Linked DNA regions of Homo sapiens: region 1 is linked to region 2. The links are chromatin loops, found by intact Hi-C in ENCODE. Cell type or tissue: mammary epithelial cell. All regions are shown on one strand. Each heading gives the region's core, and the rest is flanking DNA. Links, peaks and the distances in the headings are about the cores only. Region 1 overlaps LOC105377417 (a long non-coding RNA gene). Region 2 overlaps SCLT1 (sodium channel and clathrin linker 1).

Region 1 (16,700 bases), core at 4,609-12,608, 320 kb before region 2:
TTTCCTCAGTTTAGATAAGTTTTCTTTTAATGATTGGTACTCTACAACCTTGCCTCCAGTGCTAGGATACAGATATACTTTTTTGGACACTATTTAATAAAAATAGCCTTGGTTGGCCACCAACATGAGCCTTACTCCAGATTCCCCAGGGTGACAAATAGCACGATCATGTTCCAATATTGTTCATGTGCTTTAAGACTGTAGTTAATCCTCTAGGATGTTTTCAGAACCTGCTAACAATTACAACTCAAATAACATTTACATTTTCACCTCTGTTAAATAAGTTATCTGTTGCTCTCAAGAGAAGAAAGCATTCCTTCTTCTGGAAAGAAAAAAAGAGTTAGTGATGCAATATAAATTTTGCAGTTTACCTAAATTTTAATATTTGACCTGTGGCAGAGACTATTAGGTGTTCTCCAGTATCCATCTTCGTCTTCCTTATTGATGCAGTGATGGAAACCCTGCATATTAGTTGGTCACACGAAAGCACAAAATAAAGACCATCTTGAAGCTAAGTGTGGCCCTATGACTAAGTCCTGGCCAGTGGAATATAGGTGGAAGCAATTGGTGAAACCACTAGGAAGTCACCTTAAAGAGGGAGCATGGGCCAGATGCGGTGGCTCATGCCTATAATCCCAGCACTTTGAGAGGCCAAAGCAGGAGGATCACCTGAGGTCAGGAGTTCAAGACCAGCTTGACCAACATGGTGAAACCCCATCTCTACTAAAAATACAAAAATTACCTGGGTGTAGTGGCACATGCCTGTAATCCTAGCTACTCGGGAGGCTGAGGCAGGAGAACCACTTGAAACCAGAAGGCAGAGGTTGCAGTGAGCCGAGATCGCGCCACTGCACTCCAGCCTGGGTGGCAGAGTGAAACACTGTCTCAAAAAAATAAAAATAAAAGAAGTGAGGTAGCATGTCTTTTTACTTCTCTTTTCTTCTTCCTGCTGCCTGAAATGAGGATACAAAATCCGGCCCTGCCATCTCTGACAAAGACACAGTCACTGCATGTTGAGGATGGCAGATCAGTCAGGAGAGATGAACCTGGATTCCCAGGGATGCTGGCACTGGGGCACAAGCCAAGGACTGCATTTCCATTTCTTTCTCGTTAAACCCACTAAACTTTAGTGTTTTTGTCACTTTCAGTGGAACCTAATTCTAACTAATATCTTGCCACTTAAATAGAAAGTCAGAAATGGATTAGCAAACTATTACAGAAAATATTTATATATTTAAAAGCAATCGTTTGAAACTGATATTTTGTGATTAAACAATATACTTTCTCATTCTTGTTTGCTCTTTCCTTGAGCTGTAAGATGGAAAGAAAAGGCAAAATATACAGCTCTTGTGGAGGGAAATGTGAGAGTTTGAAATCATTTAATGTATGAAAAAGTAGTTGCTAGGTGACTGTTGTCTGAAAGCTTGCTGAGGTGTGTTGGCACCTAAAGAAAAATGCAAGTAGGAGTAATGTTTTGTACGTTTACCCCTTAATGAAGATGCTGCATGATTTTTAAATGGTGAAAACTAAGTAAACAAGCAAAGGAAAAAAACACATTTTTTCACACAAGCGAAAGGAACTTTTATTTTCAAGCAACCACATCCTCCAGAGGGAGCAGCGGCAATTGGCTCATGTGCACAGGATGCGCAGGCTTCTCATGGTCCCCCTGTTGCGGGCATGCAGCACTGTCTCTGAGGTTCCAGAAGCAGCTGCCACGAAACTCAATTTTAGCTGGTAACACCTGCCAGAGGCTGAGTCTCTTTGGAAGAGGGGCTTAGGTGCTGAGGGTCCTTTTGACAAGGGGAAGCCCAGGCTGATTCTGGTGACAATCTTGTGTCACATATAGTGAATGTGCTGATGGGGAAGCTGAGGGGAAGACAGACACAGAAGTTCTTCATGACAGCAGAGAGAGAGAACGCGGTCAGACCAGAAATAGGTCAAGAGCACACTAAGCACTGCTCTCACTCAGATCAACCACTGCTTCCCTGGCCAAGAGAGCCTGATGACGGCAGGAAAAAAATCACTCCTCCCCACTCATCCCCTTCTACCAGACCTTCCCAGTGGTTCTTACCAGCTCTGACTTTTAAACTTCTCTGTCAAAATGCGGCTAAAATCTCCAACTGAATACAAAGGGAGGTATTTGTTATCATTAATAATTTAGAGAACTGGGAATAAAGTTGGTCCTATTAGATATGAAAAGAAGCGGTGGAGAAGGTCAAAAGCCAAGGCTTAGTGAAGCGAAAAATTCTAGTGGAAATATTAGAACTGGAGAGGCAGATCTGACCTATGAGTACAGCTTCCAACGCATCCTCTCCTTGGCTTTTTTATTAATTTCAATTATTCGATTGCCAGTTTTGACCTGTGGAAGTTCGGATGACACCCACACCCCAACAAAAATATATCTAATGATGAAACCTTGTACTTTGAATCTACCCACATCATTTAACTGCAGCCTCAAACTTTACCCTGACCCCTATAGGTGAAAAGCAATACGTTATCATGCCATCCCTTTATGGTTTGAAACGTACACACAATCAAAGCAAGGAGACATTGCTCATTGGGTGAATGCGGGTCTTTTCCTGGGTTTATAATGTTTCAGGCTGCGATGTGGGAGGAGAACAAAGTGCAGGCGCCAAGCGGCCTCTCCAGCAAAGCTACTGTTGTCTCCCACCAGGCAACAGTATTTGCAGGATTGTAATTATTATTATTTCCTTTTATAAAAGACCAGTTCAAAAATCCCGAATAATAATTTACCTCCCAAGAATTTGCTCATTATTTAGTTATTCCATCCCTTCTGCTCTTTCAAAACCTTATTTTTGCAGCTAGGCATGCAATAATCTCCCAGAGTTTCTGGAGCAGGTCTTTTTCTATTCATGTGATTGCAAACAGAAACTCCTTATTCAAGAAGGAAAAGGTTATTAAACCGAGTGAAGGCCTTTTTATATTAAAATAGATATAAAAAGATAGGAAAGAACTGTGACTGCGATCTCAACGGTGAGGCATGCTGCAAGAGGCGTGAGCCGTGCACAGCCCTGACTCGACCTGTCCAGACGGGCACCCTGCCAGCAGCAGTAAATTTAAAAGTCAGTTTGTTAATAACTTCATTTGCAATGCATTTGGTTACTTTTTAATATCTGCTTATTGTTTCCTGGGTGTCCAGGCATGTTTTCTAAATGAAATTCAAGTGAGTTATTAAAACCTTGAGCTGTTATGTTCTGAGACATTCATCTGGTGAACTATCTAAATTTTCAAAGTGCATCTGAGGTCAAAACATGAAGTAGCTCCAAACTTATGCATCCTTATTTTACTGACCCTGAAGCTTAGGTTCACTTAGCATTGTTTGGAGGTTGGAATGGAGGCTGATTGTTTGTAGAAGAAAGTCTTATCGTTTTTGTCCTTCGGTCTATCACCTTTCTGAGGAAGTTACTCACTCCTCCCTGTCTCATGCCACTCTCTGGACAATTCTCTTTTGTAAAGCGTATTCAACCACAGTGCAGTCCAGAGATCTTAGCCATTCTCTCCATCACCCCTGTCCTGATGCATAAATTGGCCCAAAAGCATCCCAATTGCCCTCATGACTTCAAGACATAAAAATTACCAGCCGGCACTCTGAGCACCCCATGGGCATTACTAGGAAATAAAGCAGAAAAGTCGTATTAAGCCATCTTATTGGGAGTTATCAAGAAACAAATGAACTAATTATTATTTCTTTTCTTTTCCCAGTGATTTGCAATTCCTGGATGACACCTGAATTTTACCAAAAGGTTTCAAGGCAACCCTTTAGAAAGTGACCTTTTGCTTTCCCCATTTCCTTTGCCCTAAGTGTTAATTGACTTTGAAAAAGCAGTATATTATCTTTTCAGAAAAAAGAAAAGGATAGACCTTATTTGTGAACACCAACATCCTACAGCATCAAAGCGTTGTTTAAATCATCGCACAGCAGAGCTGAGAACAACTATCCAGGAGAGTGAGATTTAAAAAAAAAGAAAAGAAAAGAAGTCTTAGAATGAAAGAGTGCTGCTGCCATCTAGTGGCATGGGTGATCGTAGGCAGCTATCAACAACATCAACATACAGGAAAATAATGTTATCATCCAGCTTTGAGGGGAAATTTTCTAATTCATTTTGTGTGCAGAGGTCACCTTTACTCATTCTTTGTCCTAGCAAAGGCATGGACTTTGTAAAGACAGCTATATGTGGGATTTCGTGAAAAAAAGTTCTCTCCTAGTAAAATGCTTCCCTGAGTTACTGACAGGTACATAAGAGTTAGTGTGAGTACCTGCATAATTGTGTAAAGTGGCTTTGCTTTGACACTTACAAGATCACATGCAGACTTTCCTTTAATATGTAGATCCAGAACCACTGTACCTATATTCTTCTATCCCTCTACAGCATTGCTTCCTTACAGCATAATTTGTCTTACGGCATAAAAAACATTTCTTTTTCTTTTAAATTTTCGCCATTCACCTAAATGAAATTGTGAAGATGTGTAACATACATTAAATTAAAAGAGCCTAGCAATTACGGAAAATAAGAATTATAGTTTTTTAAAAAACAAATTAGGAGCCATTATTAGGCGTATAGAGCTTATACAGCATTGGAGGCTAAAAAAAAAACAAGGGTGTTAATGTTCCCATTAATATTCAGGCCAGGTACATCAAGAAGACAGAAGTTATTATGGTATCTGATCAATTGCATGGAACATACAATTTCTTAATTTAGAATATAAATGTAATTTATAAATAAAATGTAGTCCATATGGAACAGAGCTACATCTTCTAAAAGCATTGTCCCTCTTGGAAGAGAGTACTTTCGTTCAGTCTGTTCTCAGTAGTCTTGGGGAAAGGAGTTTCTGTGAATTGTAATAGCAATCCTACATTCAATATTATTATTTAGTGGTTAACTAAAATGCAATTTGTGACTCTGAGCCAAAAAGAGCAACCTTTTTTCCCACTGTGCCCTTGAACTTCTGATTTTTAAAGACTCCAATTTTACTTAAGTTTTACTAACACTATTTCAGCAAAGAACGTTTTGTCTGTCATGCGAGCCTTAACAGTGTTGTAACTTAAACTAGGATATTTCCCTTCATCAACTAAAGAAGAAAAATGGTACCAACCAGGCATTAGTCATCTAGAATGATTGCTTATTTAGAATTCAGGAGCTATTAACTGGCTTTGTAATACCAAAAGCAATATTTCATTTCTATAGTCCTCTATTTTCTCATTTAAAAAAAAGCAAGAAATGACCCTTGTGATAGCTTTTTATTCTAAGAGCCCAGGGTCTTAGTTATATTACCATATAGTCATATAGTTAAAAATTACATACAATGTAAGATAAAATGATACATAAATATTAATAAATAAATAAATGAATGAAGCAGATCAAGAGCTTTACCCAAGATGATCTTATGATTAGAAAATAAATTATAATTAAATTACTTCGGTAATATTATGAAATATCTAAAACTAAAACAGTATGATGTTGATATGGGTAAAACTTCTCATAACAAATTTTTTATACCAAATATAAAATAACCTATTTTTGATTCTTCAGTTTTATGATTAGTCTAGATATATATTTTCTGTTATTCACCCTTCTTGGGTGAGTTCATTAGGCTTTTGCAATTTGAGGACTGGTATCTTTTAACAATTCTGGGAAATGTATAACCATTATTTCTTGAACTATTTTAACTTTCTTATTCTCTGTCCCCTCTCCTTCCAGAACTCTGATTTGAGTTTTCATGCTGTGCTTTCTTACTTTGTATCCTGTGCTCTTAACCTCTCTTTTATATTTTCCATCCCTGTTTCTTGATACTTTATTCTGGACAATTTCTTCAGCTGTCTTTCAATTCACTAATTTTCTCTTATACTGTTTCCAATCTTCTATTAAACCCATTTATTGAGCTTTTAATTTTTAAAACAATGTATTTCCCATTTCTAAAAATTCTATTTTTTCATGTCTGCTTGTTTCTTACTTTCTTCTTATTCAGTTTTAGATAATATATTTTATTTTCATAAACATACAAAGTATACTTTTTTCTGTTCTTTGTCTAATACTATCAATATCTAAATATGTCAATACTACTATCTGTTTCTGAATACTCTCGCTTTCTTATTCTGTTTCTTTTTGTGTTTTGGGATTTGGGCTGTTCACTCATATTTCTTCAGAGAGTCATAGGAATGACTTGGAAACTGGGTTGAAGATGTATTCCTCCATTTGTTTCTTCCACTTTCCTAAACACACCAATCTCACAGCACCTCAAACCTACCTGAGGACTGTCCTGTGGTTACACATTCTACAGAGATATCCTTTTTCCTTCAACTGATATCAGACTTTGACATAAGTGATTTTCCTTGCTGTGATGGGGCAGCAAGGCAGGGAGCATTCTTTCCAGTTTTTATTTATTCTTTATCCTGAAGGGACAGGGCTTTGGAGTTCCAATTTTGCATGAAGCCTCCTGTTATAATTCTCATATTTAATAGGCCCTAAGCTTTTTCTCACACCTCCTATGCTCTGTGGGACACAAAAAAGCAAAAAAATCAAGCCACCCGGATTTGGCAAACATTCTAACAGCTGGCCTCATCGCTCCACTTTTCTGACTGGGTGCTCACTTTCACATAGCTTCTGGCCTCTGAGAAGTTCTTAACTCCTTGCCAGAACACCCGTGATCTAATGATGAGGGAGACTTTCAGTTTTATCCAGAGGTCTGTCAAATAATCTAGATTTCCTTCCTGTTAAAAACAGAAGTCCATTTCTATTGAATCTGAATCTAAATCTAAACATGTGTTGTGTGTTCCCTAAGACTTGAGGTACTGAACACTCGGCTTGTCATCTGTTGCTTAATGATTTGACTGATCTTCCTAAAGTAAATTTAGTAATTCCATTCTCACCCTTTCAATACCAGCTTCTGGCATCAGGTTAAAATCCAGTCACCCTAACCCATCTTACAATATGCTTAGGCATGCAGATCTCTCTACACGCGTCTCTACCATCAGAACCATCGCTTTCACCACCATCATTCAGTCCTACTGTGTTGCATTCAGTATCTTTGCTCCCTGTGCTCTCTTGAATCTTCTTACATGTTCTTTGCTAGAGCACACTTCTAGCCATTGGTCAAATTTCAGCTAATCTGTCACCTCCTGCAGAAAGCCTTCTGTGAGCTCCAGATCCAGGTTCAGTGGTGCTGAGTGGTGCCCTTCCTTAGTATCCCATGGAGCCTTACATCTATTTCCTCTATCACAGCTTTTATCACTCTGTTTTATCACTGCCTATTAAGATTTCAGTATCCCCATTACAATAAATATAGACTTTATAAAAGCAGGCATATTTGTTCTGTTCAATTATATACTTGGCACTGACCACAATCCCTCACACATAATAAACACTCAATAAATATTTTCATACCAAAAATGAAGTATCTTTCATCCTTTTCTTAATTGTAAACAAAAGTTTCATTGTGCCTGTATATTTCTATAGAATTGTGTCTTAAATTATTGAGTAATACAGAGATATGGGTATTTGTATTCATTTGAAAGATATTGTTATTTCAGAGCCTTATTTTTATCCTCAAAAAGCAATCTCTCAAAATGTTAACTCAAATCTGAAACTCAGTTAATGCTGTTGCCAAGAGGACAGCAAGTCATAAAAGCTTTGGGGACCCTATTCCTATTGTCTATGAAGAATGATTTAATTTCTTCATTACAATTCCTGCTGTGTTGAAAGAAAACAAGGTAAAAGACTCATCAGAAGGTCTTCCTGACTGAAATCTGGGGAGATTGTGGCAATTTGACATTCATTAAAGCAACAGCTAAAATGATTAGAGACAGCTAGACCCTAACCTGGCGCATGTCTGCCTAAAGAGAGGAAAGGCAGTGTGATATGTCTATGAGGTGCATAAATATTACCTTGCTTCCTTCTTTGCTCTCCTCTGATTCTGCAGTTACTTCTTTCACTTTTGTGTTTCTAATTCATCACCTTCAGGATTCATGTGAGGCCCTTTTTTCCATCAAAATTAACCTTAGAATTTGACTTAGCCAATAGTGTACCCATACTACAAGTTAAATTATTTCAGGCTGAAATTGCCACTGTGGTTTTTCTAAATACCAAAGTAATTAGTCATCCAACCATTTGCCTTGATGAAAATAGAGCAAAGTGGCAGGTTATAAACATGATGTAACTCAGCACAGTGGACATAGCTTTTTGTGGCTAATCAACTATGCCAGATTGTGTATATTATAAACCACACTCAAAAACTTCACAACAAACTTGACTGAATTTAAAAATAGTGAAATCTAGAGCACAAGAGTATATGTCTGATGTTGAAAAGCTCCAATATTATCAGTGATGTGTGGAGTCCCTGCAAACTCTTGAATCTTTTACTCTTTAACTCTTTAGAAACATTTACAGAGGTAGAAAAAGTAACATAAGTAACTTCTTTGAAGTTTCTGTTCATTAATTAATTATGACCTACAAGAGAATTGATTGAGCACTTGATTCAGCTTCAGAATTGTTCTTAGAATATGTCTGTGTCTAAAGTAGAGGGCCAGACTTTTTCCAGGATATTAGATCTGGTAGTATTTTATGATAAATGTCTATAAAATCTCTTTTCTAAGGGAGAAATGCAGCTCTTCTTTCTCAGTCTGATGGTAAGCATTAAATCTCTTTCTTCATGGATGATGTTCTCAACACATTATTATGGCATTGATATCGTACAGCAACCTAACGCATTCACTAGTAGTAATGAGGATTTTCGTGTAAAGAGAAAATCAAACAAATAAACATGTAAGTGTCTTCCCTAGGATCACACAGTGGCAAAGACAAATCAGGGAGCTGTCTAGTATCTAAGTAATCTGTGTCCCATTCCTGATTTTGTCCAATAGTAATACATCCTCCCATTAAAGCACAATTTAGGTTTATTTTTTCCCTGGAAGTAATGTGCTATTCTACAACCACAGCTTCCTCAAAGTTCCTTATATCTGCTTTAAAAAGGATCTGATTCTAGACACGAGCCTCTTTAATAGGAAGCCTGCTCTCCTTTGAGAGAAGTACACTGTGAGAAGACACACTGTGAACCATAAGAAACAAGTTGCTGAAGTGGATAATAACCTGGATAGGATATTGAAGCCAAAGATATCTATTTGTTGAGTGGCAGCATCACCAAATTGAGGGAAGTGACTTGTGGCATGTCATATGGATCAGCATTAGTATTGATTTTGGTTACTTTGCTGACCTAAAAGAAAGAAAATACAGTAAGGTGATGAAATGTGCTGGTGACACAAAGTGGAAAAATTCAGTCGATACAAGGCAGGAAAATGATAAAACTAACAATGACTTGGACAGGTTTGAATTATGGACTAATAAGTGCCTTATGCCATTCAGTTTTGGGAAAGTGTAAATAAATTAAAGTTAAATACATGAGAAAAATAAATCGAACTTTCTGTGGGACATAGTTACCAAATCGCTTCCCCCAGAAGTTCAACATGGAGACAACTTTTACTTTTCCAAATATTTAAGAATAAAACACTTGTAATATAATTTCATGCAAAAGGCCAATGAAAGAAGATATTGTGGTATTGGGGGGTACTATGCACTCATCCTTGAGAGGAATAAAATAAACTCTAAAGAAGTTTGGGTATTGAGTCAGGCAAGCAAGATTAACTCCTCAGAATGACAAAATGGCTCCCCTGGACCCAGTTAATATGCAGTGCCTTGGAAAGTATTCCCAGGGTTGGAAAGTATAACAGACAAGATGATTCAACCTTTATCACATTTATATTTATAAACAAAAACTAAAAGGTACAAGAGATCTCAAATGAGAAGTAAATGGAAACCTCAAATGTTATTATATTCACAGAGTGGGATTCAGATAGTTAAGGAATAAAGATGATGAAAGAAATACAAAATTAACAGGAGCAGGTGGGAAAAAAAAAAAAAGGATGACTTTATGCCACACGGCCTCTGGTATTGATGTCTAGTGACTTTATGCCACACGGCCTCTGGTATTGATGTCTAGTGACTTTATGCCACACGGCCTCTGGTATTGATGTCTAGAAATGGATCGATAGGCAGATCAGCCCCGAACATGCCTCTTGAAGTCACCCCTGTGTTTGAAGAGCTGTTTCTTTAGAACTGCCCCATCGTTGTCTTTCAGTAATTCCTCAGGTACTCGGGTATCTAAATCCACACATATTCTTTAGCTATAATAAGAAAGTAAAAGTCTCCATTCAAAAATTGTTATTTACATTTTTGTTCAAAATATTTTGTTCTGTTTAATAGATAATGGCCCTTTAAGAGACATATGATTGAAGCAATTTCAATAGAAGCTATCTTCTAGCGCTTCTTTTAAAGTGTGTGTCAGGGTCTGGCTAAGGGGAACCAAGTGTGAAGTGTCTAATGAGTGAACAATCTACTGCATAAAAAATAATCCACATCAGAAGGAGAAAGAGGAGGGGCAGTTTCACTCCTCCTTTCCAGTGTCAGGAGAAACATTTTATTTTAATTAGAGAAAAAACAGACATAGGGTCTTCACCCCTTCAAGAGTCCTGTATCATTACTTAGACATCTCTTATCTTCCTGTTTTTGCAAGAAGGAAAAAAGGAAAGAGGGAAGGGAGGGAGGGAAGGAGACAAATTCCAGAGAAGTACAGAAGTTTGACCTTGGTTGGATAACAGAAACTTTTAAAATTTCATGACTGCTACTCTGAAAATGCATGTAAATACAAAAAATTTGCAAACAATTTCAAGATTGACAGACCTCACTCCGAATCTCATTCATAGATCGAACTCTTGCATTGGAATTTATTGTAAAACCATGTCTCTGAATGGAAAATGTAACCAAAAGATGACTTTCAAACATGTTTTGACTATAGCCTTTGGCATATAGCAGCTTGATACACAGAGATCGGGATATACAATACACAGGGGAAAAAATATAGACAGAAAGCACAAAAAGGGCAGATTATACAATAGGCCACCAAAAATGCCTTAAGGACACTCTAGGAGTCTGACCCTGAATGGCACCACGTTGGTATATATCGGTTTCTCATGATACCATTGAGCTCTTCCTTAAAGAGCTGGCCCCAGTCTATTTTCCCTCCACTGCGGGTGACTTGAGTCATCACTTTGCTGTAAAGAATGTAATCTGCTCTCCAACTGAGAGCAAAGGTGAATTTAGTTGTGCTCTTTCTTCTTTCGTGAATAACATCTCCCTGACTGCTTGCTGTAATGCCAACACTTCTAGCCTCTACCTCTTCATCCTGTCAGCATCCTGTCAATTTGATGGGGGTTGGTTCAGCCAGATGGATTTCATCCAAAGCACTACATTCATCTAGCAATGTGATGTCTGGGACAATGCCACTTCTCAAGGAATCAATTGAGAATTGGCACATCTGAAATGTTTCATGCAAAGCTATGTCCAAGTACCTTTTCCTGATGTAATAGTGCATCAGGTTAATGCTAGACCTAATCTGGAAAGGAGCAAGTGTGGATAATGATCACTGAATATAAACTACTCAGTCCACTGAGTCTAGTAACATAAGCAGAAAAGCAGAGAACTACATCAGCCCACCGAAAGGCTTTCTCCATCCTACGGATGAGCAGTTCTCTCTTGGGAAACACCATCAATCGTTCTCATTATGTACTAAATGAAGGGCAGACTCCTCTGCTGAGCCTTCCAGACCTTGCAGAGTCTGTTTCCATTTCTGGTCTCATGACTTGCTGTGGGTCCACACTCAGCCTGGACTTCAACCAGCTGGCTCATAAGCAAACCCTGCATTTTTCCCTTCTGCTTTCTTTTACTTTGGGTGTTTTATTCCCATTCTTTGTCTCAGGATCCCACATCAAAATTCCCCCCATCCTTTGAAACTCAATTCCACCCTGCCTCTATCAAGAAATCTTCCTCTAAGTGTCCCACCTTTGTCTCTGGGGAAAATGACTCTCACAGTCCTTTGAGTGGGTAGAGCACAGGCTATGGATTCAGACAAATTTGAGTTTGAATTCAGTCTGTGTGCCATTAGAAAAGTTACTTACCCTTTCTGGGTCTCAGTTTTTTCATCTAGGACAGATGGCACCTTTCAGGAATATTGTAAGTGTTGTCCAGCGTGTGAGCAGTAGTCAATAAATGGCCACTTCTTTCTTTAAATGTTTTTCCCCCAGGATTCATCACATACTATCTCATTCTGTGACTGCTTAGATACATGTCTGAGCTCCTCTATTAGATAATACTGCTCAAATATTAACATATTGTAGAGGCCACCCATGACTTCAAATGTCAGCCACACCATTGTTCTTTTCCTCTTACTTTGCTTTTCTGCTTCATAGTGATGGTCACTGTCTGGCACTGCTCATTTTTTTGTTTGGCATCTAATTTCTCACTATATGAGCGCTCCATATGAGCAGGGGCTTTTACTATGTTGCTTACTAATGTATCACCAGTACCTAGGATAGTGCCCAGCAAATAGTAGGTGTCAATAATATTTGGCAGATTAATGAAGAATAAGCCCCTTGAGATCAGTGATAATTTCTTAATGATTATAAAACTTCAAGGCTGGAAGGGACATTTAAATCCCCTTATTAACTACAGTGCTTCTAGGACAACAATACACACAGTAGCGATCCTACCTTCTAATAGAAGGAGTAGCTCATAATTCCCTTGATGTTCCATCTCTTGAGCATCTCCCTCACATTGAGTCATCATTCCCAATGCCTAGACTTTCCCCTTCCTGCTGCTTATCTGCCTGATGAATTCCTATTCTCTCCTGGAGACCCTGTGTGACATAATGGCAGGAGCAGGAGCTGTGCAGGCATACAGAACTGGGTTTGATGGGCACATTCGCTGGGTAAACTTGCACACTTCATTTGGCTTCTGGGGGCCTCAATTGTCTTATTTATGAAGTAGGGATAGCAGAGGTGTGAGGGTAAAAGACGTCATCCATGGATTGCCCATTAGGCATCCTCATGGCAGGTTTTGTTTCATTTGAAAATGAAACAAAAACAAAACAAAAAGCTTTGCTGTTCCTTTCTCTGTGAATCTTTCTCTAACTCTGACAAGAAAAATTGATCACACCCTTTCTACATATTTTGATGAATCTTAGAAATTTCTACTCTATCAATAACCATATTACATTGGTACCACTTGGTTTCAAGTCTGTTTTTCCCACATGAATTGAGCTTAAGGACAGAAGTTACTACTTGACTGACCTTGGTAGCCCCAATCTCTAGCGCCACACCTGGCACAGAATAGACAGTCAATACATACTTGTTTATTAAATAAGTGAATCTATGAGAGTTGTACCTGGACTGTGAGGCTCAATGCCTTTGCTATTTCCCTAAATTATATTTCCTCATTGAAAAATTACTCTTACACATCACCTCTAAATTTGTGGCCTTTCCCACCTACCTTTCTTTCCTTAGGTCAATTAATATAGTCTTGGTGGCTCTCCCTATTGAGCTACAAAGTATTGCATGAATTGCCCTCTAATGTCCAGTTTCTTTCTATTAGCTTTCTTTGTCTAATTCAGTTTATGTACTCGTTCACTCATTCATTTATTCATTCATTTATCCACTCAGCATGCATGTATTGAACAAGGTGCAAAACAAGGTCCAAAACTCTTTGCTAGCTGGGTCAACAAGCACATCACATAGCTCTGGCTAAGCTGTGATTATCTTTTGTTTTTAAAAAATCAACATAGACAAAAATTCCATAGCACAACGTCCAGCAAGAATGAGTCTGTAATGCCAATTACCTGTACCTTTGCACATGCAGAATGAAGTCATTCTTAGTTTCCCTGGACATAGTTTAAAAAAAAAAAACGTAGTCAATATGTTTTCTGATTTCCAATTAATTTTCTAAGATTGGTAAATCTATATTTATATATTGATGAGCAGCACTAGGAAATAAAAGTCAGTTGCATATGGTATTATACTTTTAAATGGCACTATCATAGGTATTATAGCCAGTCCTTTTAAATCTAAATCTAAGCTTTTAGCGTATGATAAACTAAGCAGAGTTAAAGCAAAGAAAATGATTCATTTTCGTGCAGATCTTCCTATCTATTAGATTATCATTCCCTCCCAAAAAAAAGAGACAGATGTCACCCTGACCAGGCTTTCTAAAGAACAAAAGAATTTACAGGTTTGATGGTGCAAATGAAACTCGAAACTATCATAAAAGATGAAAATGCCCTCTCCACATAAGAAAGCAAATTGAAAATAACATCGAGCAAAAGGGCACAAGAGGAACAAGCTCTCATTATTAGATACTGCAAGTCAGAAAGCCTAAGAGCTTCCCTAGGCACAGCCCGTCACTCAGTCTGTACATCTGTAGAATGGAGATAAACAACAGCTCCTTTTCTTGTCACAGAGGTGGTAGGATTAATAAAACCAAGCTAGGAATGCATTTCAAAATGCACAGATGAAGTATAATAGAAATCAAGGGTAAAGACTGCTATTCAGAAATGCTCTTTCAAATATTCCTCATACTTGGGCAGATTTCTCTAGATGCTCAAGGCTTTGTCCACACGTGTAAGATTTTCAAAGGCCTCTGTGGCAAAAAAAAAAAAAAAAAAAAAAAAAAAAAAAAAAAAATTCATTGTTTGAATTGTAGAACAGAATAAGACCTCAAACCTTTGCTGACTGTCCAGAGTGTTGTTTCAGATGCCATATAATAAACAAAACAAAAAGGTAAGAGTCTCTTCAGACTAACATCACAGAAGCTAGAGGAAGGAACAAGAGTGCTGGATTAAAATATAGCAATCATAAATTCTATTTTGATTTCCTATTTCTTATTGCTGTCCTTGGAAAATCATTTACCTCTCCTCTCCCTCTGCAGTGGGTAGAGAACTGGGCTAGGTTTAGGATGCCTGGGTTAACACCTAGATTCAGCCATGCAAAGGCTCTGCACCCTCATTTTTAAAATATACACTGTGATTCCTATACTACAGACTGTTAAAGAGATGACAAAAATTATCATAAAAATACTGTCAACGGCAAGCATTCAATGTAAGAGGCTATTAGCAGAAAGTTGCTCTATCTACTGACTTCTAACTTCATAAAAACTACACAGAAATCATTCTGTTACCATTTAAAGACAAAAGCCCTGGTCTCACAAAATAAATAAGGTAGTCAACATCCCCACAGAAATCCACAGTATGAATTCTTGAGAAATGGCATTACAGGCACAGTTTGTTAGGCAGATGCAATACATGATCCTGGAAATCTGTAGTTAGAAGAAAGGGATGAAATGGTCATCTTGTCCACTCCATTATGTGGCAAAAGAAAGATATGCAAACAGATGCCGGCCCCATAAATGGGCAGACAAATGACATAGTTAAGGAGTGTAGCAAGGACAGTAGGTCACACAGTCACACATTCACACAGATGGAAACACTGGCGGCGGCGGCAGCAGCAGTAGCAGCAGCAGCAGCCACCTCAGATCTAAAGAACAATGATAAATATAACTAAAGGAATAAATGAAGTTGGAATACTGAAGTGCCGCTGGATGATCCTGATATTGTCTGTGAGTACATAACACACTAATCAAATCATCGAGAACGACTGCTGTCTAAACCATAAATATTTTTCTGAAGCTTCAGAAACATAATGCAGCTGTGTGCTTCTGTGATAAGCCCTCTGTATAGAAAGCAGGCCAATAAGCTCACAGAGATAGGATGAAGGGGCTGATGGTGGAGAAGGGAAGAAAGTGGTTCTGCCTTCACTCCACTATTGGCTCAGCAACAGCCCAATATGATATAATAATCTTTACATGCATAGCACCTTTCTTACAGGGAAGAAAAAGCAATTTCCAGGCATTACCTCATTGCTCTTCATCACACCCCTGGGGAATAGGTAGCAAGTATTATCCAATTTTGCAGGCAGTGAAAGTGAGGTCGTGATTGGCTGAGTGTCTTAGTAAAGGTTAGAGAGCAAGTCTGTGCTGTTGCCAAGATTAAAACCAGTTCTTCTGCTTCCCTTTGCAATACTTATTACTTAAACACACTTTAAAACTCATTAAAATGGCAAGGAAATGTGCTCATAGAATAATGTCAGTAACAAAAAATTAAAAAGGAAGGAAAATTTCACATTCAATACTATTTTTACTTGTGTAAAATACATATGTTTATAAAATTGAACTTACAGGCAGCCAATATTAGCAGCAGTAACATCTGGATTGTGGGATAAATGGTGACTGGGGTTTTTTTCTTCATGACATTCTGTATTTTCCAAATTCTATGTTATAAGCAATCACATTTTTGATGAGAAAAACAATTCAACGTGTAAAATTCATTAACAGTGCTTTATAGATCACAAAAGTGTGAAAGTATCTGTAGGTCAGAAATAAATTTAAGTGTTTCTGGACTAGATACGATAGTTGTTAATAAAATAAAAGAAAACATCTCTACTGTATTCTCTTTTGCTTGCAAACTTGCTCACACTATATACACCCTCCCTACTAATCAATAATACCATGGTCTCTACTAAATTAAGACCAAACTTCTGAGCCCAACATGTAGCCTAGGATATGACCACAATGAACTTGTCAGCTTGCTCTTTGACTAGATTCTTAACTACTCTATGCATGTTCTTTTCTTCAAAAATTATCTCATTTGTTGGGGAAAAGACAATCTTTTACACAAATGGTGCTGGGAAACCTGGATATACACATGCAAAAAAAAAAAATCAAGTTGTACCCTTACCTTACACGCTG
Region 2 (16,700 bases), core at 5,250-13,249:
TACAAAGAGGAGCTGGTACAATTCCTTCTGAAGCTATTTCAAACAATAGAAAAAGAGGGTATCCTCCCTAACTCATTTTATGAGGCCAACATCATTCTGATACCAAAACCTGGCAGAGATACAACAAAAAAAGAAAATTTCAGTCCATTATCCCTGATGAACATCAATGTGAAATTCCTCAATAAAATATTGGCAAACAGAATTCAGCTGCACATCAAAAAGTTTATCTACCATCAAGTCAGCTTCATCCCTTGGATGCAAGGCGGGTTTAACATATGCAAATCAATAAACATAATCCATCACATAAACAGAAGCAGTGACAAAAACCACACGATTATCTCAATAGATGCAAAAAAAAGCCTTCGACAAAATTCAACAGGCCTCCATGCTAAAAACTCTCAATAAGCTAGGTATTGATGGAACATATCTCAAAACAATAGGAGCTATTTATGACAAACCCACAGCCAACGTCATACCAAATGGGCAACAACTGGAAGCATTCCCTTTGAAAACCGACACGTGACAAGGATGCCCTCTCTCACCACTCCTATTCAACATAGTATTGGAAGTTCTGGCCAGGGCAATCAGGCAAGAGAAAGAAAGAAAGGATGTTCAATTAGGAAAAGAGGAAGTCATATTGTCTCTGTTTGGAGATGACATGATTATATATTTAGAAAACCCCATCGTCTCAGCCCAAAATCTCTTTAAGCTGATAAGCAACTTCAGCAAAGTCTCAGGATACAAAATCAATGTGCAAAAATCCAAGCATTCCTCTACACCAATAGCAGACCAATAGAGAGCCAAATCATAAGTGAACTCCCATTCACAATTGTTATAAAGAGAATAAAATACCTAGGAATACAACTTACAAGGGATGTAAAGAACCTCTTCAAGGAGAACTACAAACCACTGCTCAAGGAAATAAGAGAGGACACAAACCAATGGAAAAACATTCCATGCTCATGGATAGGAAGAATCAATATTGTGAAAATGGCCATGCTGTGCAAAGTAATTTATAGATTCAGTGCTATTCCCCTCAAGCTACCATTGACTGTCTAAACAGAACTAGAAAAAAACTACTTTAAATTTCATGTGGAACCAAAAAAGAGCCTGTATAGCCAAGACAATCCTAAGCAAAAAGAACAAAGTTGGAGGCATCATGCTACCTGACTTCAAACTATACTACATTGCTACACTAACCAAAACAGGATGGTACTGGTACCAAAACAGATGTATAGACCAATGGAACAGAACAGAGGCCTCAGAAATAACACCACACATCTACAACCATCTGATCTTCAATAAACCTGACAAAAACAAGTAATGGGGAAAAGATTCCCTATTTAATTAATGGTGCTGGGAATACTGGCTAGCCACAAGCAGAAAACAGAAACTGGACCCCCTCCCTACACCTTATACAAAAATTATCTCATGATGGTTTAAAGATTTAAAAGCCAAAACCATAAAAAGCCCAGTAGAAAACCTAGACAGCACCATTCAGGACATAGGCATGGGCAAAGACTTCATGACTAAAACACCAAAAGCAATTACAACAAAAGCCAAAATTGACAAATGGGATCCAATTAAACTAAAGAGCTTCTGCATAGCAAAAGCAACTATCATCAGAGTGAACAGGCAACCTACAGAATGGGAGAATATTTTTGCAAGCTACCCATCTGACAGAGGTCTAATATCCACAGTCTACAAGGAACTTAAACAAATTTACAAGAAAAAAATGACCCCATCAAAAAATGGGTGAAGGGTAACAACAGACACTTCTCAAAAAAGACATTTATGCTGCCAACAAACATGAAGAAAAAGCTCCTCGTCACTGGTCATTAGAGAAATGCAAATCAGAACCAAATGAGATACCATGTGACACCAGTTAGAATGGCGATCATTAAAAAGTCAAGAAACAATAGATGCTGGCAAGTTTGTGTATAAATAGGAATGCTTTTACACTGCTGGTGGGAGTGTAAATTAGTTCAACCATTGTGGAAGACAGTGTGGCAATTCCTCAAGGATCTAGAACCAGAAATTCCATTTGACCCAGCAATCCAATTACTGTGTATATACCTAAAGTATTATAAATTATTCTATAAAGACACATGCACACGTATGTTTATTGAAGCACTATTTACAATAGCAAAGACTTGGAACCAACCCAAATGCCTATCAATGATAGACTGGATAAAGAAAATGGGGCACATATACACCACGGAATACTATGCAGCCATAAAAAAGAATGAGTTCATGTGCTTTGCAGGGACATGGATGAAGTTGGAAAGCATTCTCCTCAGCAAACTAACACAGGAACAGAAAAGCAAATACTGCATGTTTTCACTCATAAGTGGGAGTTGAACAATGACAACACAGGGACACAAGGAGGGGAACATCACACACCAGGGCCTGTCTGTGGGTGGCATGTAAGGGGAAGGAGAGCATTAGGACAAATACCTAATGCATGCAGGGTTAAAACCTAGATGATGGGTTGATAGGTGCAGCAAACCACCATGGCACATGTATACCTATGTAACAAACCTGAACGTTCTGCACATGTATCCCAGAACTTAAAATAAAAATAAAAATTAAAAAACTGCCAACTGCAAATAAAAAAAAAAGAAATAGTGCTGGAAAAACTGTATATCCATATGCCAAAAATAAATCACCCCGTCTCTTTTTTTTTTTTTTATACTTTAAGTTTTAGGGTACATGTGCACAATGTGCAGGTTAGTTACGTATGTATACATGTGCCATGCTCGTGTGCTGCACACATTAACTCGTCATTTAGCGTTAGGTGTATCTCCTAATGCTATCCCTCCCCCCTCCCCCCACCCCACAACAGTCCCCAGAGTGTGATGTTCCCCTTCCTGTGTCCATGTGTTCTCATTGTTCAATTCCCATCTATGAGTGAGAACATGCGGTGTTTGGTTTTTTGTCCTTGCGATAGTTTGCTGAGAATGATGATTTCCAATTTCATCCATGTCCTACAAAGGACGTGAACTCATCATTTTTTATGGCTGCATAGTATTCCATGGTGTATATGTGCCACATTTTCTTAATCCAGTCTATCATTGTTGGACATTTGGGTTGGTTCCAAGTCTTTGCTATTGTGAATAATGCCGCAGTAAACATACGTGTGCATGTGTCTTTATAGCAGCATGATTTATAGTCCTTTGGGTATATACCCAGTAATGCGATGGCTGGGTCAAATGGTATTTCTAGTTCTAGATCCCTGAGGAATCGCCACACTGACTTCCACAATGGTTGAACTAGTTTACAGTCCCACCAACAGTGTCAAAGTGTTCCTATTTCTCCACATCCTCTCCAGCACCTGTTGTTTCCTGGCTTTTTAATGATTGCCATTCTAACTGGTTTGAGATGGTATCTCATTGTGGTTTTGATTTGCATTTCTCTGATGGCCAGTGATGATGAGCATTTTTTCATGTGTCTTTTGGCTGCATAAATGTCTTCTTTTGAGAAGTGTCTGTTCATATCCTTTGCCCACTTTTTGATGGGGTTATTTGTTTTTTTCTTGTAAATTTGTTTGAGTTCATTGTAGATTCTGGATATTAGGCCTTTGTCAGATGAGTAGGTTGCGAAAATTTTCTCCCATTTTGTAGGTTGCCTGTTCACTGTGAGGGTAGTTTCTTTTGCTATGCAGAAGCTCTTTAGTTTAATTAGATCCCATTTGTCAATTTTGTCTTTTGTTGCCATTGCTTTTGGTGTTTTAGACATGAAGTCCTTGCCCATGCCTATGTCCTGAATGGTAATGCCTAGGTTTTCTTCTAGGGTTTTTATGGTTTTAGGTCTAACATTTAAGTCTTTAATCCATCTTGAGTTAATTTTTGTATAAGGTGTAAGGAAGGGATCCAGTTTCAGCTTTCTACATATGGCTAGCCAGTTTTCCCAGCACCATTTATTAAATAGGGAATCCTTTCCCCATTGCTTGTTTTTCTCAGGTTTGTCAAAGATCAGATAGTTGTAGATATGTGGTGTTATTTCTGAGGGCTCTGTTCTGTTCCATTGATCTATATCTCTGTTTTGGTACCAGTACCATGCTGTTTTGGTTTCTGTAGCCTTGTAGTATAGTTTTAAGTCAGGTAGCGTGATGCCTCCAGCTTTGTTCTTTTGGCTTAGGATTGACTTGGTGATGCGGGCCCTTTTACAAAAATCAACACAAAATGGACTAAAAAATGTAACACCCAACACTATGAAACTGGTGGACAAAAACATAAATGTTTCAGTACATTTTTCTGGGTAAAGGTTTTATGGAGAAGACCTCAAAGGCATAAGCAAGAAAGGCAAATATAGACAAATGGGATTATATCAATCTTAAAAGCTTCTGTATTGTTCAGGAAACAATCAACAGAATGAAGAGGAATCTGGCAAAATGGGAGAGAGTATTTGAAAACTATTTATCTGACAAGAGATGAATGTCCAGAATATATAAGGAACTCAAACAATTCAACAGTTAAAAGAAGAATCTAATTAAAAAAGGAGCAAATGAGCTGAATAGACATCTCTAAAAGAAGACATACAACTGGCCAAGAAGTATATGAAAAAATGCTAAACATAAGTAATCATTAGAGAAATGCAAATCAAAACCATAGTGAGATCCCATATCACCCCTGTTTTAATGACTTTTATCCTAAAGACAGGCAATAATGGATGCTGGTGAGGATGTGGAGAAAGGGGAACCCTCCTACACTGTTGGTAGAAATGTACATTAGTTTAGCCACTGTGGAGAGCAGTATGGAAGTCCTCAAAAAATTAAAACTAGAACTATTTTGTTTTCAAAATTTATATGAAAAGGGACAAGAAGAGCTAAGACAATCTTGCAGAACAACTGCACTTGGAAACAGATACTACCAGGTCTTAATATTTACTGTAAAGCTATAGTAATTTGGTTAGTATGGTATTGGCCAAGGAAGCAAGCCAGTTAAACAGAATAAAGTTTGGAAATAGCTCTACACATACCAGACTTTCATATAGAATAAAGAAAAATAAATTTTGATCTCTACCCAAACTACTCTCATATGTAATTTCTGCATTGATTGCATATCTAAATGTTAAGGTAAAGCTTTTAGAACAAAACTTGAGGGAAGAAGTTATGAGCTTATAATAGGCAGGATGGCTTAAACAGCACATAAGCACTAATCATAAACGAAATAACTGATAAACTGGGCTACTTCAAAGTGAAAGAACTTATGTTTTTAAGACATCATTAAGAAAGTAAAAAGACAAGCTATGGAATGGAGAATATATTTGTAATCTTGCAAAAATCTAGAATATATGAAGAATGTCTTCAAATTAATAACTAAAACAATTACCCATTAGAGAAACAGGTCACTTCACAAAAGAGGGTATTTAAAATGCTTTGTAACTGTAGAAAAGACTGTTCAACTTCATTATTTATCAGGTAAATGGAAATTCAAACCACAATGAAATACTACTATATCCACTGGCTAGAGTGAAAAGCATAGTTCCAAGTGTTGACAAAGATGTGGAATAGCTCTCATATACTGCCTGTGGGAGAGTAAATGGGTAAGATTACTTCAGAAAATTGTTTGACATTTTCTTCTAGATCTGACTGATACAGACCTTATGAGTCATCAACTCTACCTATAGGTATACCCATCAGAAATGCCTATACCAATAAGACTTTTTCAAGAATGTTTGTAGCAGCACTGTTTATAATAGTCAAATAATGAACAACCCAAATACTTCATTTAATAATAGAAAGCATAAATATATTGTGGCATACTTGTAAAGTGAAATAGTATATGTCAGTAAGAATGAACTAACCAAAATTACTCACAGCAGTAAGAATGAATCTCACAAACCCAGTGATAAGCAAAAGAAGCCAGACATAACAGAAAATATACTGTGTGGTTATATTTTTATAATGTTTTTAAAATAGGGAAAATGATTTCCTGCTGTTAGAAGTCAGGATTTGGGTCCCACATGGAGCCTGGGGGTAGTGACTTAGGGGTTTGGGGGTTGTTGGTCATATACATAGTTCTCACTTTTTGCAGTACCATGTTAACTGAAACTTGTGTGTATCAGAACTGTCCTTACTTGGATTTGATGTTTCCACAGAACTGTGCAAAATGAAGACACGTATACCAATATGCAAAGTGAAGAGTACTTGTATTCTGTTGCTTGATTTGAGTTCTGGTTACATGAGTATATTCACCTTGTGAGAATTATTTAGCTGTATACTTATAATTTGTACTGTCTTCTGTATGTGTGTAGTACTTGAATAAAAACAGTATTGATTATCTTCCTTTCATCTACTCATTCTTACCATTCTATGCCTCTTTCATGGTATGTCTTTATTATTATTATTGTTCCTTGCTTATTTGCCTCTCTCTTCCTATAACTCTACAATCCATCCAATGGATAAGGACTATAAATTGTTTGTTCATCTTTGTATTATTTACTGTACCTCCCATGGGCCCTTACACATAGTAGGTAAATAAGTATTTACAGAGTAAGATGTTAAAAATTAATTAAGTGAAAGTTTAGAATTCAGAGGCTTCTTTGAGTTATATTTTTAAATTACTCTTTAATATGTATGTGATCATAAATACTTTCTCCCTTCAAAAAGCCAGAACATTACAGATGCTTTTAGTGATCCCTTTGAGCACCTTTCTTCTCTGTCCTATTTTCTTCTTTCCACCCCTAGAAATAACTTCTTTGTTTTTTATGATATATATATTTTGATACATGTGAATTTAATTAATTTCTTGAACTACTTATGGGATTCTATTGTATCATTTTTTATTTATTCTGTTAAAAGACATTTTGTTAGCTATGTTTTATAGTAAAGGCACCACTGAAAAACCTCTTACATCTTGTGTTTAAATGTTTCTCCATATGCCATAGATACAAAATTTCTGGTCATGTTACGAATGCTGTAGGTCTTTTAACTTTGCTTTTGGTGTCTTTAGCTGTATAGAAGTTTTAAATTTGGATGTTGTAAAATGTGTCAGTCTTTCCATTTATAGGTTTTGCTCCTGGTGTCTTCCAGTTAACAAATGTAATTTGAGCAAAAAAGTATGGCAGGCGCTGCTTGGGATATTTGCAAACAAAACAGACAAAAATTTCTGCATTTGTGACGTTAAGAAAGCATTGTCTAACTCAAGGTCAATAATGCATTTTCTTGCAATAATTGTTAAAATTTTAACAACATTTGGATTTTTATCTGTATTTTTCCATTTAGTATGTGCTAGCAGCTAATTTTGTTTTGCTATCCAGTACTATTTGTTGGATAGCAGTATTGTGTCCATTCAATTATAATTCTTCTTCTTTTATATACCACATACCTATAAATGCTTGAATCTATTTCTGGGTTTGTTATACTGTTGTGTTTGTTACTGTACCTATAGCATACTGTTTAAATTGCTATAGCATTGTGGTGTTTTGCTATGTAGTAACCAAGTTCTTCCCTCTTTCTTTTTTCTTTTCCTTTTTTTTTTTTTTTTGGTGAGATTATCTTGGCTAATTTTTCATACTTATTCATGGAACTTTAGGATTTATTTAAGATCAAGTTTTATAAATAATTCTATTGGAACTTCATTTTTGAGTGCAATGAAGTTGTAGTGAATTTTAGAGAGCTGACATTCTCAAAATATTGACCATTCCACACATACATTAATGTTATAGTACCATGTTTGTTTAGATTTCCTTTTATATCCTTTAGTAAAGCTAATTTTCTCAATAAGCTCCTGTACCATTTTTTGTTTGCTTTATTCCCAGATATTGTTTATCATAGTAGTGAATAGGATTTTTTTTGATTACATTTTCTAATTATTGCTGGTATTTGAAAAAGCTACTGATTTTTTTTTTAAGTGTTCATCTTCTGTCTGGTGACTTTTCGTGTATTATCTTACTAGTTCTAATAATTGGTAGATTATACTGAGTTTTTAGGTAAATGGCCAAATTGTAAATAATAATAGCCTTCCATCTTGCTTTTCAACCTTTAAATTATAATTGATGTAGATTTCTGGCAGATATTTTTATCAAATTAAGAAAAAATCCTCAAATTTCTAATTTGCCAGTGGTTTTTATTGTGCATGGGTATTAAATTTACCAAATGCATTTCAGTATAAATTGAGATTATTATTTTTTTCTCTCATTTTGAATTACATAAATAGAGTTTCTAAGATTATGAAAATTTAATTGCATTTAATATTATATCACTATCAATTTTGGCTAGAATGATGTGAGAACACATTTTAAGATGTACATTCTTTTATAGAAAGCTGTCTGCCAAGGAGAAGGAGACGACACATTTGAAAACCTAGTATTTGACCAAAGGTAAAGTATTACCAGAATAATATCATTTTCTTCGTTATATTTAATTATTATTAGCATAATTCAGTATCAGGAATGTTTGTTTTATGGTCTGCTGTTATTAAACTTAAATGCTTTGTTCTTGAATTGACAAGAAAAAGCAAGTATTACAGAGTCTACAAAATTAGTTCTCAGACAGGAGCAACTTTACCCCTGTTTCCCCAGGAGATATTTGGCAATGTCTAGAAACATTTTTGTTTGTCACTACTATGGAAAGTGAGGCTGCTGCTGCCATCTAATGGGTAGAGGCCAAGTATGCTGTTAAACATCCTTCATTGCACAGTCTAGCCATCCCACAACAAAGAATTTTTCAGTCCAAAATATTAATTGTGCAAATATTTAAAATTCCTGGTTTTGGAAAAAAGGGAAAAGTTTTTATTGCATGAGTAAACTAAACATAAAATTTTTATGTGTAATTTATTTCACTTGTTATATATTTATTAAACTAGATGGAACAGAATATGCTATATTTTTATTGTCTTTTTTTAGCTTTTTAGCTCCTCTTGTTACTGAGTATGATAAACACCTAGGAGAACTAAATGGGCAGCTGAAATATTACCAGGTATGAAATCATAGTTATGAGGCTTTTGTAATATTTTATTATGAAAATAAAAAGTAAAATAGACTCCCTCTTTTTAAAAAGACATTGATGAGAAAGAGAATATTTGCTGTAACTAACCAATTGGTGGCCCTATGTAAATGTGTGTGAATGTATATATGTGCATATGTTTAAAGATTCTCTTCTAGCTGGGTGCGGTGGCTTATGCCTATAATCCCAGCACTTTGGGAGGCTGAGACAGGAAGATCATTTGTGCCTAGAAGCTTGAGACCAGCCTGGGTAACGTAGTGAGACCCCATCTCTTTTTTTTTTCTTTTCTTTTTTTTGAGATGGAATCTCACTCTGTCGCCAGGCTGGAATGCAGTGGCGCGATCTCGGCTCTCTGCAACCTCTGACTCCCTGGTTCAAGTGATTCTCCTGCCTCAGCCTCCCGAGTAGCTGGGATTACAGGCATGTGCCACCATGCCCAGCTGATTTTTGTGTTTTTAGTAGAGATGGAGTTTCACCATGTTGGCCAGGATGGTCTCGATCTCCTGACCTCGTGATCCGCCTGCCTCGGCCTCCCAAAGTGCTGGAATGAAGTTAGCTGGGTGTGGTGGTGTGCACCTGTGGTCCTAGCTACTCAGAAGGCTGAAGTGAGAGAATTGCTTGAGCAGCCTGGGAGGTCGAGGCTTTAGTGAGCTGTGGTCAAGCCACTGCACTCCAGCCTAGGCAACAGAACTGGACCTTGTCTCGAAGAAAAAAAATATTCTCTTCAGTTTTGTCTTTTAATTCAGTGTTTCCTTGCTCTTGCTATCTTGCATGAGATATTGCTTAGGTGCTTAGAAGAATCTCTTAATCTCATTATTGTTTGCTTACATCTCTCTTTTTTTAACCTAAAACTGTCTCGCATCCTTTCAGACCTTCCTCCTTACCTCATTCTATCTGCATCTCCCATTACTTGCAGAATGGATTATCATTTTGGGTCCCAGGGCTTATGGAGAACTAGAATAATAGCACAAAATTGTTTAGGGTACAATTTGAGTTTCAGTGAGCTACGTGTTTAGAGTATGCCTAATATTTATAATGTGTTTCTTTGATCTGAAAATGTCTTTTAACATTTTCCCCTAGAATTTTGACCTAATACTGGGATAACCATATAATAGAAGTATTTCTTAAATAGAACTTATATGACTCAAGCTAAACCTATCAGGAGGCAATGACCTCTCTCTATTAGAGCTTGAATATACTCATGATTGGATTTGGTTTAGATACCAATTCCTGGATAAATGCAGTTGTAGCAAGGGTGGCAGGGTTGGCTTTCATTAATGCAAATGGAACAGAGTATAATGACTTTTTATTAAAGCAGCCTGGCCAGGTGTGGTAGCTCACGTCTGTAATCCCAGCACTTTGGGAGGACAAGGCGTGCAGATCACTTGCGGTCAGGAGTTCAAGACCAGCCTGGCCAACATAATGAAATCCCATCTCTACTAAAAATACAAAAATTAGCCAGGTGTGGTGGCACACACCAGTAATCCCAGCTACTTGGGAGGCTGAGGCAGGAAAAATCACTTGAACTTGGGAGGCAGAGGCTGCAGTGAGCCGAGATCGTGCCACTGCACTCCAGCCTGGGCAACAGAGTGAGACTCTGTCTCAGAAAAATAAATAAATAAAATATATTAAAGCAACCCCTGAGACCGATTTCCTCAGAATCAGCCTGTGTGTGTGGCAGACACTAAGCACTTTCTCCCTTACTTCCTTTTCTTTTTATGCACGGACATGAAGGGATCCTACTGTGTACTTTCAAGTGTAGCACATAGTAGGCCCTTAAATATTTAATGAATGATTAAATGCCAGGGCTTATGGGAATAAGATGATTAGAGCTAGCTTAACAAGCCCTTATTTATCAATTAATGCATTGATATGTAGCTTTACTAAAAGAACACATAATGCTTCCAATTTCTAAAAATAAAATTAGGTTCTTTCACTGCATTTGAAATTATGTAGGCTTTCATTTCCAAGGTTATTTCTCAAATACATAAACAAAGTTGTCCTTTAGACCCAAATGTCAAATAAAAGCATTTCATTAAAATTATAGTGTCTGTTTTATCATAAGGTCTTCCTGGTCTTTATTGTGTATTTTTTAGCCTGTAGTTATTTAAATTTAGGACAAGCACAGTAATGTCTTTTAATCTTCCTAGCTGACAATTAAAGAGCAACAGAAAGCTCTCTTTTGCACAAATGATATTTTGCTTTTGTTTTCAGGACTAGTGAATTTAAAGTTGCTGCTGAATTTACTCTCTCTAAATTCCTGTAATAACATATTATGTACTTTGGTTGTTATAGGATAGCTAATTATCTTGAAATTAAATTCATTTAAATTTTTTACAATCTGATTCATTTATTTCTTTAATCAGCCATTTTACTAAGATGTTTAACTTTGTTTTTCTATTTTGCATTCTTTACCGCCAAAGGTTGATCACTTAATTAATTACAAGAGAAAAATAAACTATGCTAGAAAGCCTGAGTCTTTGATGATAAAAATAATTGCTCCTTCTTTTAGAGAAAAAAAAATGTTGACAGCTAAGAATGGTTGCTCAGATAGATGTGATTGATTAGAAGGATTAGTTCTTATGACTTATTGACCTAGTCAAAAAATACTATATCTCCAAAGCAGGAAAAGTAGCACTGCAATTCTCTATATGGACGATTTTCTGCCAGAAAATATAAATAGTAGGGAAGAATTTGATGATGTGAGAAATACTGTATGGATTTCACTTCCTTCCAAATGTAAATATTTTGAAATATTTTACAGTAAGGAATTTATAGTGAGAGCGTTACAATCCATCTTTAGTCTTAGCTAGTGAATATATCTTACATAATTATTTAAGAGTAATAAATATTCTTTAAGATGCACTGATAGTTTTGCAACTTTTAAAGATCAGTTTATTGGCTGCAGTGGGCTGTGATCGTGCTCTCACACTCCACCTTAGGAGACAGAGTGAGACCCCATCTTAGGGGAAAAAATTATTTAAAAACTATAAAATTAAGATAATGGCTACAATAAATCCAAACCTCTTGCCATGGCATTCTTAAAACCCTGTACCTGTCTTTCCAATTTTATCTCTCACTGTATCAGTCCATATATGGTCAGTGCTCAATTATCTGGTAGTGAATTAATCCATGTTGGTTTAATTGTGTTTCAGGCATAACGAGGACCTTGGAAAAGTTCACCTTTCAAACCAAATTTATAGTTAGAATTTGCTATTCTGATCTCCTAGACCAAGCTTCCTTGATCTTCTCGGTTGAAAGAGAGAGAAAAAGGCTGGCAGAACTGCCTGTTCCACCTGGCCCTTGCGAAAGTGTACTCCAGGATAAGCTTCTCTCCTTTAGCTTAGGAAGCACAATCAAGACTAATACACAATCATGAATTAGTTACCGTTTTAAGTGAGATTTTGCATGCTTTTACATGTAAATTCAGGGTTTTGTGTGTGTGTGTGTGTGTGTGTGTGTGTGTGCGCGCGCGCACACTCTCCATTTGCTCATTCACACTTACTGAGAGTTGACTACTTATTTTTTGCTATTTTGCTTTTACTCATATTTTCGCCAACTTTAAATGCTTTCTTTTCTTTTGAAATCCTAACATCTTTTTACTCCTTCAGAGAACGTTAATCAGACCTTCATTTAATTCCCTTTCTGGTGTGCATTTTATTCTGCCTTGTATTTTAGTTAGGATTTTTTTTAACCATCTTTCCTACTATTTTTCAATGAGCATGTCTGTTTACCTTAGCGCCTTGTATGGTACGGAGAGTTTAGATAGTTAATGAAGGTGGTGAATCAGAAACTGAATGAATGACTGCTAAAAAAGACCTCCATTTTCTTCTTTACTGTTAGCATTTTACCTTTTGAAATACTAGAAAAATATACATACTTATATGGGCTTCACCTAAACTGAGGTGAATTAACTAAGATATACATTCAAGATACAGGAACCATCTGGTATTTGTTATAGTGACATACTCCAGAATATCTTTCATCTGTTTTTCACAACTACAAGTCATAGGAATTACATTTATAAACATTTCTCACCATGTTACATAAAATATTTCTATTTTATTTATATTCTACTTAAAATGAATGTTTTATTGTGTTCTGTTTATTAGTAAATTATCCATATTAATTATCCCTTTGTTATAAATAAAGAATAAGTCTTTCTTATCTGTAAACTAGTGTCAGAATCTGATTGCTTACGTGAGTGGTCTACTTAATGGAGATCTGATTGTCTGCAAAATGTATTGCCACACCATATTTTATTCTTTCAGAAACAGGTGGGTGAGATGAAATTACAACTTGAAAATGTCATCAAGGAAAATGAAAGGTAAATCAATTAACTATTGGTTTTATCTTTTATTATTGTCTTAGGTAACTTTTATTTTTGTTATTTGATATTTGATAGCTATAGTATTAATAGTTAAGAATGTGGACCCCGGGGCTGATTTTCTATTTGACTCCTGGCTCGATTACTTGTTAGCTGTGTGACCCTGGACAGGTTACTTCCCTTTCTGCTTTAGTGTCCTCTTCTATAAATCAGAGATAATAATAGAACCTATTTCATAGGGCTGACTGTAAGGGATAAAGTAAGTACTTGGAGTAGCATACAAAATAATCACCTTACCAATATTAGCAATCAATAATGTAGTATATAATATATATGTATGTTAGAAAACATATTGATAAAATGAAAACTTTTCAGCCTACCACTCAGCTTGAATGTTAAAATGTTGCCAGTGCTGGTGCATCTATCCATGTTTTTCTTCCATTTCCCATCCTTCTCTTTCTCTCTGCCAGAGATAAACACTATCTTGAATTTTGTGTTTATCATTCCCTTGCTTTTACAGTTTTTTTATAGGTATGTGTATCTCCAAGCGATATACTTTTTAGTTTTACATTTTTAAAGACTGTATAAAAACGGTATCATCTAGTGTTCTAGGACTTACTTTTTTATTCAATAACATACACAAGTGCAAGAGTTTCAAGGAAGGAAGTTGCTGGATTATAGGTTATATGAATATCAATTTTGCAATATAATATCAACTTAATTTCCAAAATAGGTGTACCAATTTACATTCTTACCAGTGATATTTATGAGTTTATATTGATCTATATCTTTTAATACCTGTAGCTCTTGTTAAGCTTAATTTTCATCATTTTGACTGTTAAATACTTTTTTATTGTTGTTTTAATTTGCATTTTCCTGAATACTAATATTGTTGACTTTTTTTTTTGAGACAGAGTCTTGCTCTGTCTCCCAGGCTGGAGTGCAGTGGTGCGATCTCGGCTCACTGCAAGCTCCGCCTCCCGGATTCGTGCCATTCTCCTGCCTCAGCCTCCCCAGTAGCTGGGACTACAGGTGCCCGTCACCACGCCCATCTAATTTTTTTTGTATTTTCAGTAGAGACGGGGTTTCACCATATTAGCCAGGATGGTCTCGATTTCTTGACCTCATGATCTGCCCGCCTCAGCCTCCCATTGTTGACCATTTTTATATGTTTATTTACCTATGTGGTTTTCTTTTCTCATAAAATGCTTGTTCATATATTTTCCCCATTTCTACTTATCTTGTTCTTATTAAATTGCCAAAGTGCATATGTGATCTGTATTCTGAAAATTTGTTGATGTGCTGGTCAGTCTCAACACAGTAAACAATAACCATTCTAGAAATTTGAAACAAGAAAGGATTTAATTCACTTACATTTAAGTGCTACTAAATCATTAGTTTTACAGTTACACCTCAGAGACTATAATCCTGGGGTTAGGAATTTATGGTGCTACCACCATCCCTGGTGCTACCACCATCCCTATTACTACCATGGCAGCATTATTTCCATAAAACTGGAGACTTGATATTGGAAAAAGGGTCATAGGATATTGACTACAAGAGACATTTTTGTCTATCCAGTTTTACTTACCAGCCACCATATCAACAGAAAAAATGGTCTCAGCTCACTTCTACCTTTTATATCTCCCTTAAATGCCTCTCACTGGTAAAATTTTAATCTTATCCACAACTTCAGCTGCAAGACATCTGGGCAATGTAGTTTTGGACTTTCCGCCCCTGGGACAGAGGCCAGAATGTGGAAGGGAACAGAAATAAATAATGAGTGCCAGTGGTTCATACAACACATTAGATAATAGGTGTTTCAAATGTATATTCCCAGACTGTGGTGTGTTTGATGAACAGAATTTTTTTTTCTTTTTTTTTTTTAACTTAAAGTAAATCTCTCACTCTTCTCCTGTGGTTATTGTTCTTTGTATCTCCTGTAAGAAGTCCTTTCTCAGCCTAATGTCATAGAGATCTTCTCTTATATTTGCTACTAAAAAATGTTTAAAGCTTTTCCATACCAAGTTTCTTAACTTTAACCCATAAAATTCATATAACTGGACTGAAATCTGATACATCATTTTTTGTTGACTTTTAACTAGACTAAAAATCCAAAATTTTTTGAGTTCTAAATTTATTCAAAACATGGGCTCTTTTAAAGTTTGACATTCTTTTATTTGTATTTTTCTATGTTATGTAGTAATTTTATTTTATTTTGATTATATTTATTTTTATTTTAGTGTAGCTATATTTAAATTAATACATGCTGTTCCTTAAAATTACATAGCACACCCACGGAATTGTCTTGCCTTTGGCTATTTCATGATTTTCTCTCTTCCTTGTATTTTCCATTAGTTTTCTTTCCTTCTAATTTCCAAAAACTTCATATATTTAAGCTGTCAGTGTTTACTGAAGTGCAAAATAAAGTACATCTTTTAATTGGGCTTTTAGTTTTTCTCATTTATTTTTGTTTTTTTCCCATGGGAAATTTTTTTTAATCTTAGTATTTTATGATTTACTATTCTTTTCCAAAATACTTATTAAGCAGGGATGTACTCTTCCTAGTAAAGAATATTATAAATATTTCTGAATCACCAATATACTTAGATAAAGCTTGTATTTTAATGTGCTGAGAATAGACAAGGTATTTTATGGTTGAGATAATCATTTAATTGTTTCCTATATTGGACTTTATATTATTCCTTTCATATGCAGGTCTTTTGAAGCCAGTCTTTAAAATCTGCCTTCACCTATTTAACGGTAATTCAGTCATGTCTCATGAGTATGTTTATTCCTAGTACAATAGGAAAGTGTAAAAAAATGGATTCTAAGTTTATTAAAGACACTTTTGGTAACTTGAAAGTGTTAATCAGGTTTTAAAGTGAACTCTACTAATTATGTCATTAAGAAACATCCTACTTTTAATTATATATTGTGGCTAAGGACTACAAAATCAAAAGAATGTATTATTTTTAAAGAAAATACCTTATATATACATGGACAGGTTTAAATAATGGAAGGTAGCAATGGTGTGGATTATGTAAAAGTATACAATTTCAGATTACTGAATTTTGGAAAAATTTTAATACTTACATTTACATATCAGAGTATACTATCTGAGAATTTACTACAATAGGAAATAATGAAGTCATTTTATAAAACTCAGACTGAGGAAAATGTAAAAAAAAAATACATATTATTATTATTATCATGCTCCCTTCCATTTTTAAATCCTTGAAATGTATTTCATGTTGAGATTATAGAGGTTTTTGTTTTGTTTTGTCTTGTTTCTTTCTCAATACTATTTTTTCCTCCTCTCATAGCTTTCCAGAGGAAGGAAATTGAGTAAGATAATTGAATAAATGAATGAATACATGTACAGCATTTTCTGATACTAAGTAAATACAAAGTAAATTTTAT

The links. Peaks named below come from ENCODE experiments on the same cell type or tissue, not always from the same donor. Only the 100,000 strongest peaks of a DNase experiment are listed, where the experiment ranks them.
Region 1: a loop joins it to region 2, with 8 times the contacts of the local background. A loop is called at or near these places in 2 of 110 quality-filtered maps.

What each region holds. Positions count from the first base shown.
Region 1 is chr4:129,350,209-129,366,908 of GRCh38, reverse strand. It overlaps LOC105377417 (a long non-coding RNA gene), which reads left to right. Exons shown (of 3, transcript XR_939191.3): 3 at 3,724-4,018. Among named protein-coding and RNA genes, the nearest start is that of C4orf33, 260 kb to the right of the region's middle. In mammary epithelial cell, for the core only: no CTCF peak of the experiment used is centred there; a DNase peak (open chromatin) is centred at 8,138.
Region 2 is chr4:129,035,618-129,052,317 of GRCh38, reverse strand. It overlaps SCLT1 (sodium channel and clathrin linker 1), which reads left to right. Exons shown (of 21, transcript NM_144643.4): 3 at 8,267-8,325; 4 at 8,851-8,923; 5 at 13,222-13,277. Among named protein-coding and RNA genes, the nearest start is that of SCLT1, 50 kb to the left of the region's middle. In mammary epithelial cell, for the core only: a CTCF peak has its summit at 8,593 (motif pointing left); no DNase peak of the experiment used is centred there.